2 separate regions of the Homo sapiens genome follow, and region 1 is linked to region 2. A link is an interaction called in ENCODE POLR2A ChIA-PET data of the cell type or tissue named here. Cell type or tissue: GM12878. All regions are shown on one strand. Links, peaks and the distances in the headings refer to the core of each region. The heading gives the core; the rest is flanking DNA.

The links. ChIA-PET counts read pairs that join two places held together with the same protein. Peaks named below come from ENCODE experiments on the same cell type or tissue, not always from the same donor. Only the 100,000 strongest peaks of a DNase experiment are listed, where the experiment ranks them.
Region 1: POLR2A ChIA-PET joins it to region 2 with 5 read pairs; 10 of 35 experiments call an interaction of 5 or more read pairs at or near these places.

What each region holds. Positions count from the first base shown.
Region 1 is chr12:57,769,464-57,773,676 of GRCh38, forward strand. It overlaps METTL1 (methyltransferase 1, tRNA methylguanosine), which reads right to left and starts at 2,642. Exons shown (of 6, transcript NM_005371.6): 1 at 2,511-2,642; 2 at 1,631-1,794; 3 at 309-493; 4 at 102-215. The coding sequence starts at 2,620. It overlaps EEF1AKMT3 (EEF1A lysine methyltransferase 3), which reads left to right and starts at 3,151. Exons shown (of 3, transcript NM_015433.3): 1 at 3,151-3,438; 2 at 3,554-3,665. The coding sequence starts at 3,262. RefSeq lists enhancers at 1,501-2,700, 2,386-2,675, 2,806-3,315. In GM12878, for the core only: no CTCF peak of the experiment used is centred there; DNase peaks (open chromatin) are centred at 2,408 and 2,668; H3K4me3 peaks cover 2,596 bases; H3K27ac peaks cover 1,785 bases.
Region 2 is chr12:57,930,208-57,934,725 of GRCh38, forward strand. It overlaps GIHCG (GIHCG inhibitor of miR-200b/200a/429 expression), which reads right to left. Exons shown (of 3, transcript NR_038269.1): 3 at 1,242-1,530. Among named protein-coding and RNA genes, the nearest start is that of GIHCG, 3.7 kb to the right of the region's middle. In GM12878, for the core only: no CTCF peak of the experiment used is centred there; no DNase peak of the experiment used is centred there; H3K4me3 peaks cover 53 bases.

The sequences.
Region 1 (4,213 bases), core at 214-4,213, 160 kb before region 2:
GGAAGTGGTGGTGTGAGTCCCTAAATGCACCCCCACTGAATTCTTAGTGAAGGGCCCCTGAGTAGGCCACTCACCCCATCATCCCTCCGATCCCAACTCACCCCAACTCTTAGCACGTAGGCATATTCTGCTAGCAGGGTGGGACTGATGATTCGCCACTTGTGCTTTGTCCGCTTGAAATGTGGGTCGGGGAAGAGGAAGAACATCTTTGTCAGCTGTGAGACAGACACACACCAACAGGGTTGTGAGAGCCTGGCCTCCATGCCCCCACCTGCCTACCAGCCTAACCCACCAGGGCCCCTCCCCACCTGGCCCTTGTAGAAGAAGTTAGGAAGGTGCTTCATGGCATTGCTACGGAGACAGGCGATGTTCTGGAAGCCACCTGCAGGAGCTGCGCGTAGGGCCCGAATCCGGTCTTGTACATAGTCTGAGACCTTCACCCGGATCTCCAGACCCAGAATAAGTGTGTCTGGGAACAGCGGTGACAGTTCCACTGCACACAGAAATAGCAATGGAATCATCAACCATATACTTGTAGGAAGTGCAAAGGGGTCAACACAGGAAAGGAAGCCTCAACCTGCAACTACCAAAGTCCAGAACGGCAAGAGAGGACAGAGATACATATATGGATAGTTTTATGCTCAAGAGGCGGGGGGAGAAATGAAAATTGTCACCAGGACCAGAATGGGAGGGCTGAGGATACATGTATATTTGCCATTGCTTTAGAGTTTTCCACAGTGTTTTCACACATTGTGTTATTTCATCCTTATAACACTCTGTGGTAAATTGTGAAGATAAGGAAACTGAGGGTCAGATATGCCGAAGATCATAGAGTTAAGAAGGGGCAGAACTGGAACTTATTTATTTGAGATGGAGTCTTGCTCTGTCACCCAGGCTGGAGTGCAGTGGCACAATCTTGGCTCACTGCAATCTCTGCCTCCCAGGTTCAAGTAATTCTCCTGCCTCAGCCTCCTGAGTAGCTGGTCTTGAACTCCTGGCCTCAAGTGGTCCACCTGCCTCAGCCTCCCAAAGTGTTGGGATTACAGGTGTGAGCCACTGTGCCCAGGCAGAACTGGACCTTAAACCAAGGTTTTCTGCCTCTATGTACCATGCTCTTCTTCTCTATCAGGCTGTTATCTGTTTGGGAAGATCTAAAAATAGGGAGTGGCTTGGCATGCATGGGTGGGACAATACAGACAATACAAGAGGAACCCAAAAAACAGGAGAGTGGGGCAGAAGGAATGAGATCTGGCGAGGGAGGGGCAAAGGGGAGGGGAGATGGTAGAATCTCTGAGAAAAGACAGTTCAGGATCACTGGCCACAACGGCTAATCTCTGATGCTTGTGCTGACCAGCTCACTGACCCGGAACCTGGCAGATGAAATGGCTCATGTAGGGATTGACGCCAGAAAGGACAACCCAGGTTTTAAGAAGCATTTGAGGCAGCCCCCTCCACTCTCCAGGGCAAAGGTCACAGACCCAGAGTAGAGGGTAGGTGGAGCCTCTCCATGCTGATGTCACCAGTGTCTGGACGAAAGGGGAAAGGCCAATTATGACCCCCCACAAAAGTTGCTGAGGCAGCAGAAGCTACTAGGCCTCTTCTCACCCCAAAAAGAGGGCCTGAGTGTTACCTAACAGGCCACCATAGCCACAGCCTATGTCTGCAAACTCCACTTGGGCCTGAGCTCTCTTTTCTTTCTTATCCTTTGGGTCATCGTGGCTCTGATTTTGAGTGAGTGGAGCGAAGAACTCTGGGTATAGCTCAGACCAGTCCATCTCCTCTGGCTTCACAGGGCTATTGGAAAGAAGACATAAGAAGCATGAGAAGGTTGGTCACACCATTGCAGAAGTGGTACTGTGAGAGTGTGTGGGTGGGTGAGGGTGGGAGGTAAAAGGGAGGAGGGTTTCTCAAAAATTCTGTAACACTGGGCCCTGTGGCCTCTAAGAGGGACAATGGAAACCACCCTTAACTCCCAGTGTGAATCATAGGACCATCATGAGGCCCATAAACGCTGACCTGCCCAACTCCACTTCTGGCGGTTGATGTGACCCTGGCCGGGTAACTGCCCTTTCTGGGGCACAAGTTCCCCTTCTCCCGAGACTGGCTGCCTAATGCACTGGGATCCTACTTTGTGTTTGTGCTCTGCGGGGAGGGAAGGTAAGGTAAGGTGCGGGCAGGATTGTGTATATGTTTGCCTTTTTATTAAATCCAACAAACAAAAGCAAAAGATGGAAACGACATTCTGCCTCTATCACTTCAGTCTCAGTAACAATTTATTTCTCTTCCCAAACTTAGCACCGCTACCCAGACTTAGGCCCGAACGCCACGCCCACTCTCAACCCGCCAACTCCTCTCTCGGTCGAATCTCCCGGTCCCACCCCCAAAAACTGACGTCACCCATCTGATCCTCCCGGGTCTACCCCAAATCCTCCCAGCAGTTGCAGCACAACTGCTCTCCCGGCTGCTTTGAGAATCCCGCCCTCCTCTCTCTCCCTCTGCCCACTCCTCACTAGCGCAGCGTGTGGTCCGCCATGGGGTTGGAGTGAGCACGTTGCCGGTAGTAGCGCTTCTGGGGCGGTGGGGCCTCTGCTCCGGCCACGTTCCGAGTCTCGGCTGCCATGATCCCAGTCCGGGGTTTCTCTACCAAATCCACGTGGAGGCGCAGGCCAGAGGCGCAAGTTAATGACGCAGCCATGCGCGTTGGTGGCAGTTCCCGCCCCTTAAAGACCCAAGAGCAAATTCAGCTGGGCTGGGCTGGGCTGGGCTGGGCTAGGTGGGGAGGGCTGTAAGGAGCGAGTGCTGGAGGGAACCTCCGCACCGTTAGCCTCCAACTGGGAGGGCGAGGCCAGGCCCAGGGACCCAACGTTTTCTCTTAGCTTGCTTCTGCCTGGTCTGGGTTACCATCCTGGTTGCAGGCACCTGTGCACCCCACAGGTGAGAGGGGTCTAGAGACCTCGCCTTCTACAGTGGCATCAGTCCTCGCTCCTGTCCCCTTACTCCTGGTCTCGGACCAGTCCGCCCGGTCTGACTCTTGTGGTCCCGTGTGGGTTTCGTCGAGTGTGCGCTCGGGGCCGGGGCGGGAGGGGCAGCTCCTCATTCCACCTCCAGGAAATCGAACTGGAGGAAGGAGGGCAAACTCAGGGAGGCGGGGCTCGTTCCACAGGGACACCACGACGGCTCGCGGCCCCCAGCCTCTACCCCGCTCCGGATCCGGGATCTGAGCGCCGGCCGCGGTGCCCAGGCACTCCCTTGGCGGGCCGGATGGCGGACCCCGGCCCAGATCCCGAATCTGAGTCGGAATCGGTGTTCCCGCGGGAGGTCGGGCTCTTTGCAGACTCTTACTCGGAGAAGAGCCAGTTCTGTTTCTGTGGGCATGTGCTGACCATCACGCAGAACTTTGGGTCCCGCCTCGGGGTGGCGGCGCGCGTGTGGGACGCGGTGAGGAATGGGCTGCGCCGGGTGAGGGTCCGTGGGAGGTCCAGATCCCGGACTCCGCCTCTCCCATATGGAGCCATCCTCACGACTGTCTTTTTCTCTGTCTTTTCTCCCGTAGGCCCTGAGCCTGTGCAATTATTTCGAGAGTCAAAATGTGGATTTCCGAGGCAAGAAGGTGATCGAACTGGGTGCGGGGACAGGCATCGTGGGGATCTTGGCAGCGCTGCAGGGTGCGTGAGCTGGCTTTTTACGGGAGAGAGTGGGGACCCAGGGGCGCGGAGAAATGGTCACTTCGTGGATCTTTGGGGGAGAGGGGAGAACTTTGGGCCCAGTCTAACCCCTTCTTTTTAACAAATTTTTTTTTAAAATTTGTTTTTGTTTTTATTTTGGCGTCTGCTTCTGCGTGCCAGACAGCGCGAATTGCCTGTCAAAGCACCTAGGGTGGGTGATTGGGGAGGGCAGGAAATAAAACTCAGGCAGGCCTATAAGAAGGAGTTGTTTCTATCGTGTTGCTTTTTTTTTGTTTTTAATTTTTTTTGTTTTTTTGAGACGGAGTCTCACTGTGTCGCCCAGGCTGGAGTGCAGTGGCTGCTATCCCCACTAACTGCAACCGCTGCCTCCCGGGTTCAAGCAATTCTCATGCCTCAGCCTCCGAAGTAGCTGGAATTACAGGCTTGCGCTACCATACCCGGCTACTTTTTGTATTTTTAGTAGAAGACGTTTCACCATGTTGGCCAGGCTGGTCTCGAACTCCTGACCTCAGGTGATCCATCTGCCT
Region 2 (4,518 bases), core at 299-4,298:
TCTACCTCATTCTTTTTAACATGGTATTGAATTGTATACCACAGTTTTTCTCAGCCTTTTAGACTTTTTTCTTTTTTCTTTTTTGAGATGGAGTCTTACTTTGTCACCCAGGCTGGAGTGCAGTTGCGTGATTTTGGATCACTGCAACCTCTACCTCCCAGGTTCAAGCGATTCTCCTGCCTCAGCCTCCTGAGTAGCTGGGATTACAAGCGCCTGCCACCATGCCCGGCTAATTTTTGTATTTTTAGTACAGTTGCGGGTTCACCATCTTGGCCAGGCTGGTCTTGAACTCCTGACCTCATGATCCACCCACCTTGGCCTTTCGAAGTGTTGGGATAACAGGCATGAGCCACTGCACCCAGTGTAGACATTTTTTTCTTAATTATTACTCTCCCATGAAGTTTCAATACCACATATATACTGTATATTTGTTTATGTGCTTTACACACATATCTATGCTTTAGAAAAAAAAATTTCCCTCAAGAATCAATTTTCACCTCCTTGTTGCGATGTTGCCACCCCGTGAATTCATGATATAGGTATTCCATATCCTATTTCATATGTGTACTACTTTTGATATTCCAATACTGCATTATCTATATTTATACATATATTTTGTTTCTGTAGGATATATTTCTAGAATTGAAAGGCTGTGTTGTTATTAATATTTAACATTTAATTGATATTGCTAAAGACTGTGCCAATTATATGCCAATCAATGTATATTGAGAATCTGGCTTCAATTTTTACACTTAAGTCACAAATCCATTTGAAATTTATTCTGGGAATAAGGTAACGATCTAATTATCTTTCTCCTCTAAATCTAGCTCAATGTACTTATATACTTTACTGGATTAATCTTTTCTTGATGTACCACATATTAAATTTGGTAAGTGCTCTTAGATATATTCAGGCTTTGAATTCTGTTCCATGACTGTTTATTTATTCCATTACCACTCTATGTTTATTATTCTTGTTTTATGCTTTGTTATATAATACAATTTCCTTTTATGAATTCTATTTTCTTGTTTTTTTTTTCATGTTTTTTTTTCTCTCAATGAATTTTGGAGTAATTCTGTTTAGTCCCAAACAAGCAAACAACAAAAACAAGCTCTTAAAATACTTTTGGGATTAATATTGGAATTTTACCAAATTTGCAGATTAACTTAGTGAGACTGTAGAATACTTTTAGAGTACCTTATAGAGTTACATTTAAAATAAGACAGAGAAAAAAAGAAATGTTGATTTAATGATGTATACTTCTATATTAGAATATTTTGAGCTGTCAATGACAAAAATCCAGGTAAAACCCAAGGTTAAGTATAAAAGAGAGTTTATTGGCTCATTCAACGGATAAGTCCAGTGGTAAAACTAGTTTTCAGGCATGTCTGGATCTCTGGGTTCAAACAATGTCATCAGGACTTGGTCTCTCTGTCTTCCAGCTTAGCTTCTTTAGCTTCAATATCAGACAAACCTCCATGTGGTTGCAAAGGTGGCCTGTCTGCTCTGTGTCTGTATGTTCTTTAGCACCTGCAATATAACATCAGAGGGAGAGTTTTTTTTTTTTTTTTTTTTTTTTTTTTTTTAATAGTGCCAGCAGGCCAGGTGCGGTGGCTCACGCCTGTAATCCCAGCACTTTGGGAGGCTGAGGTGGGTGGTTCACCTGAGGTTGGGAGTTCGAGACCAGCCTGACCAACATGGATTAACCCTGTCTTTACTAAAAAAAAAAATTAGCTGGATGTGGTGGTGCATGCCTGTAATCTCAGCTACTTGGGAGGCTGAGGCAGGAGAATCATTTGAACCTGGGAGGTGGAGGTTGTGGTGAGCCGAGATTGTGGTGAGCCAAGATTGCGCCATTGCACTCCAGCCTGGGCAACAAGAGCGAAACTCCATCTCAAAAAAAATATATATATATAAATAAATAGTACCAGCAAAAGTACCAATGATGGTTCTCATTGGTCAGGTCTGAATCAAGTGTAGGAATGGGGGCAGTGTGGGCAGTTGGGAATCAGCCTCACTTGAACCAGCTAAGGCTGGTGAGTGGTGGTTTCCTGAAAGGGATGTGGAGCAACCGAAAAATCAGGAATTATACACCATAATACCTATTTATGTATTTATTTATTAGATGGAGTCTCGCTCTGTTGTCCAGGTGGGAGTGCAGAGGTGCGATCTCGGCTCACTGCAACCTCTGCTTCCTGGGTTCAAGTGATTCTCCTGCCTCAGCCTCCTGAGTAGCTGGGATTACAAGCGCCCATCACCACACTCAGCTAATTTTTATATTTTTAGTAGAGACAGGGTTTCACCATGTTGGCTAGGCTGGTCTTGAACTCCTGACCTTAGGTGATCTGGCTGCCTTGGCCTCCCAAAGTGCTGGGATTATAGGTGTGAGCCACCACGCCCTGCTGATAATACCTGTTTATAAAAAGAGGATTTAAAAGCAACATTAGGAAATATTACTAAGTTGAAGTTCTAATACTATTTTTTAGATTATGAAGTTATTTTAGGGCTAAAGGTGAAAAGAAACCAGGCCATTGGGCAAGAAAACATGATGATAGACATTAAAAAGTTACTTGTAATTGAACAATATTTGTTAGAATTATAATGCTTATTCTTGATGTTACTCTTCCTCCATTTCTTGATCTCATCACTGCTTAGATTCTCCAAAATCTTGCTTCATAAATTTGTCCTGTTTTGCAGCTTAATCTTGTCTTTTATTTTTTTCCCCTGCTCCTAAGGAACCCCATTCCCCACCTCCCTAAACAAATCAACAAGCCTTTCAATTCTACTGCTTTTTATACCTCCTCTTCTTATATTCATTGGCCAATTGTTTAAAGTCATCAGTGATTTCCTTAATCATCAAATCCAATGAACTTGGACCCTCCTTGATGGCTTGCTGTCTCTGTAGTATTTGACAATATTGACAGAACTTTCCTTCTTGAAACCCGGAATCTTAGTTCCTATGAAACCCACTCTCCTGATGTTTCTCTTAGCTTTCTGATGACTTTTTCTCTGTTTACTTTGTTGGTTTTTCTTCTTCACCTTCTTTATATGTGGGTGATTCTCAAGGTTCTGGCTTCAAACTGTTTCACTATTCACTCTTTTTTTTTTTTTTTTGGCAGTTTCAAATACTTTCAAAAGAAGGGTATACACTTTTTTTTTTTTTTTTTTTTTTGAGACAAGAGTCTCACTCTGCTGCCCGGGCTGGAGGGCAGTGGCTGCCTCCCCTGCTCAAGTGATTCTCTTGCTTCAGCCTCCCATGTAGCTGGGATTACAGGTGTGCGCCACCACACCCGGCTAATTTTTGTATTTTTGGTAGAGACGGGGTTTTGTCATGTTGGCCAGGCTGGTCTCAAACTCCTGACCTCAAGTGATCCACGTACCTCAGCCTCCCAAAGTGCTGGGATTACAGGTGTGAGCCACCACACCCAGCCTACATCTTCTATTTAACTGCTTCTGATCAGTTCCTCTCCCAACACCTGTGTGATCTAATCCTAACTGTCCACTATCTAGAAAGACAGAGCTTAACTTCTTAACTTCTTCTAAAAAGATCTTTCCCTTCTGAATCCCATGGTACTTTTTTTTTTTTAATGGCACTACTTTAAAACTTGCATTAGCTCCTTATGTGTTAAGACTTGTCTTACTTTCTGGCCTATAAAGTCGCTTTTCCTTTTTCTTTTTTTTTTTTTTTAAGGAGATGGGGCCCCTGCTCTATAAACTTCTTTAAGAAGATTTTCTTCTTTTTAAACTTTTATTTTAGGTTTGGGGGTACACATGAAGGTTTGTTGTAAAGATTATTTCATCACCCACGTATTAAGCCTAGTACCCAATAGTTATTTTTTCTGCTCCTCTGCATGCTCCCACCCTCCACCCTCAAGCAGACCCCAGTGTTTCTTGTTCCCTTAAGATTTTCTAATTCAACTCTGCATCTCCTATACTGTAAAGCACAGTGTTTTGTATTTTTTCATTTGTTTTTTCAACATACATAAGCACTGACTATGTATTGTGCTAGGAGCTGGGTAAGTGGTTAAAAAAAACCCCGTGCTTTCTGCCCTCAGACAGTTTAGAGTCTCGTGAAAATACATATTGTGATATATAATCAATAAAACTTTATTGAAAGAATGAATCTTACATCTTAAACTCCTTTTTCATCTTCTTTCCCCAAACTCCTGACCTACATTCCTGCGCCCTTTCCCCTGATAAATCCCACAGATTTCTCAAATCCAGCAGCTGAATTGGATTCATGTGCTATGGATACACATAAATAAGTTTGCCCCATGTTCAAGAAACTCACAATAAAGCACCTTCTCTCCCCAAACCTTCTGCTGATTTTAGTATCAATGTTACTAACTCCTTCTTATTACCAAGGGGAAATCTTGGTATTCTTTTTGACTTCTTCCTCTTTTTCATATTTAATTCTTTAATTCAAGCAATTATCCCTCTTGTTGAGGTCCTTTCACCTATAGCAGAGGTTGAAAATTAGTGACCCACAAATTGTATCTAGCTAGTAGAGGTGTTTTG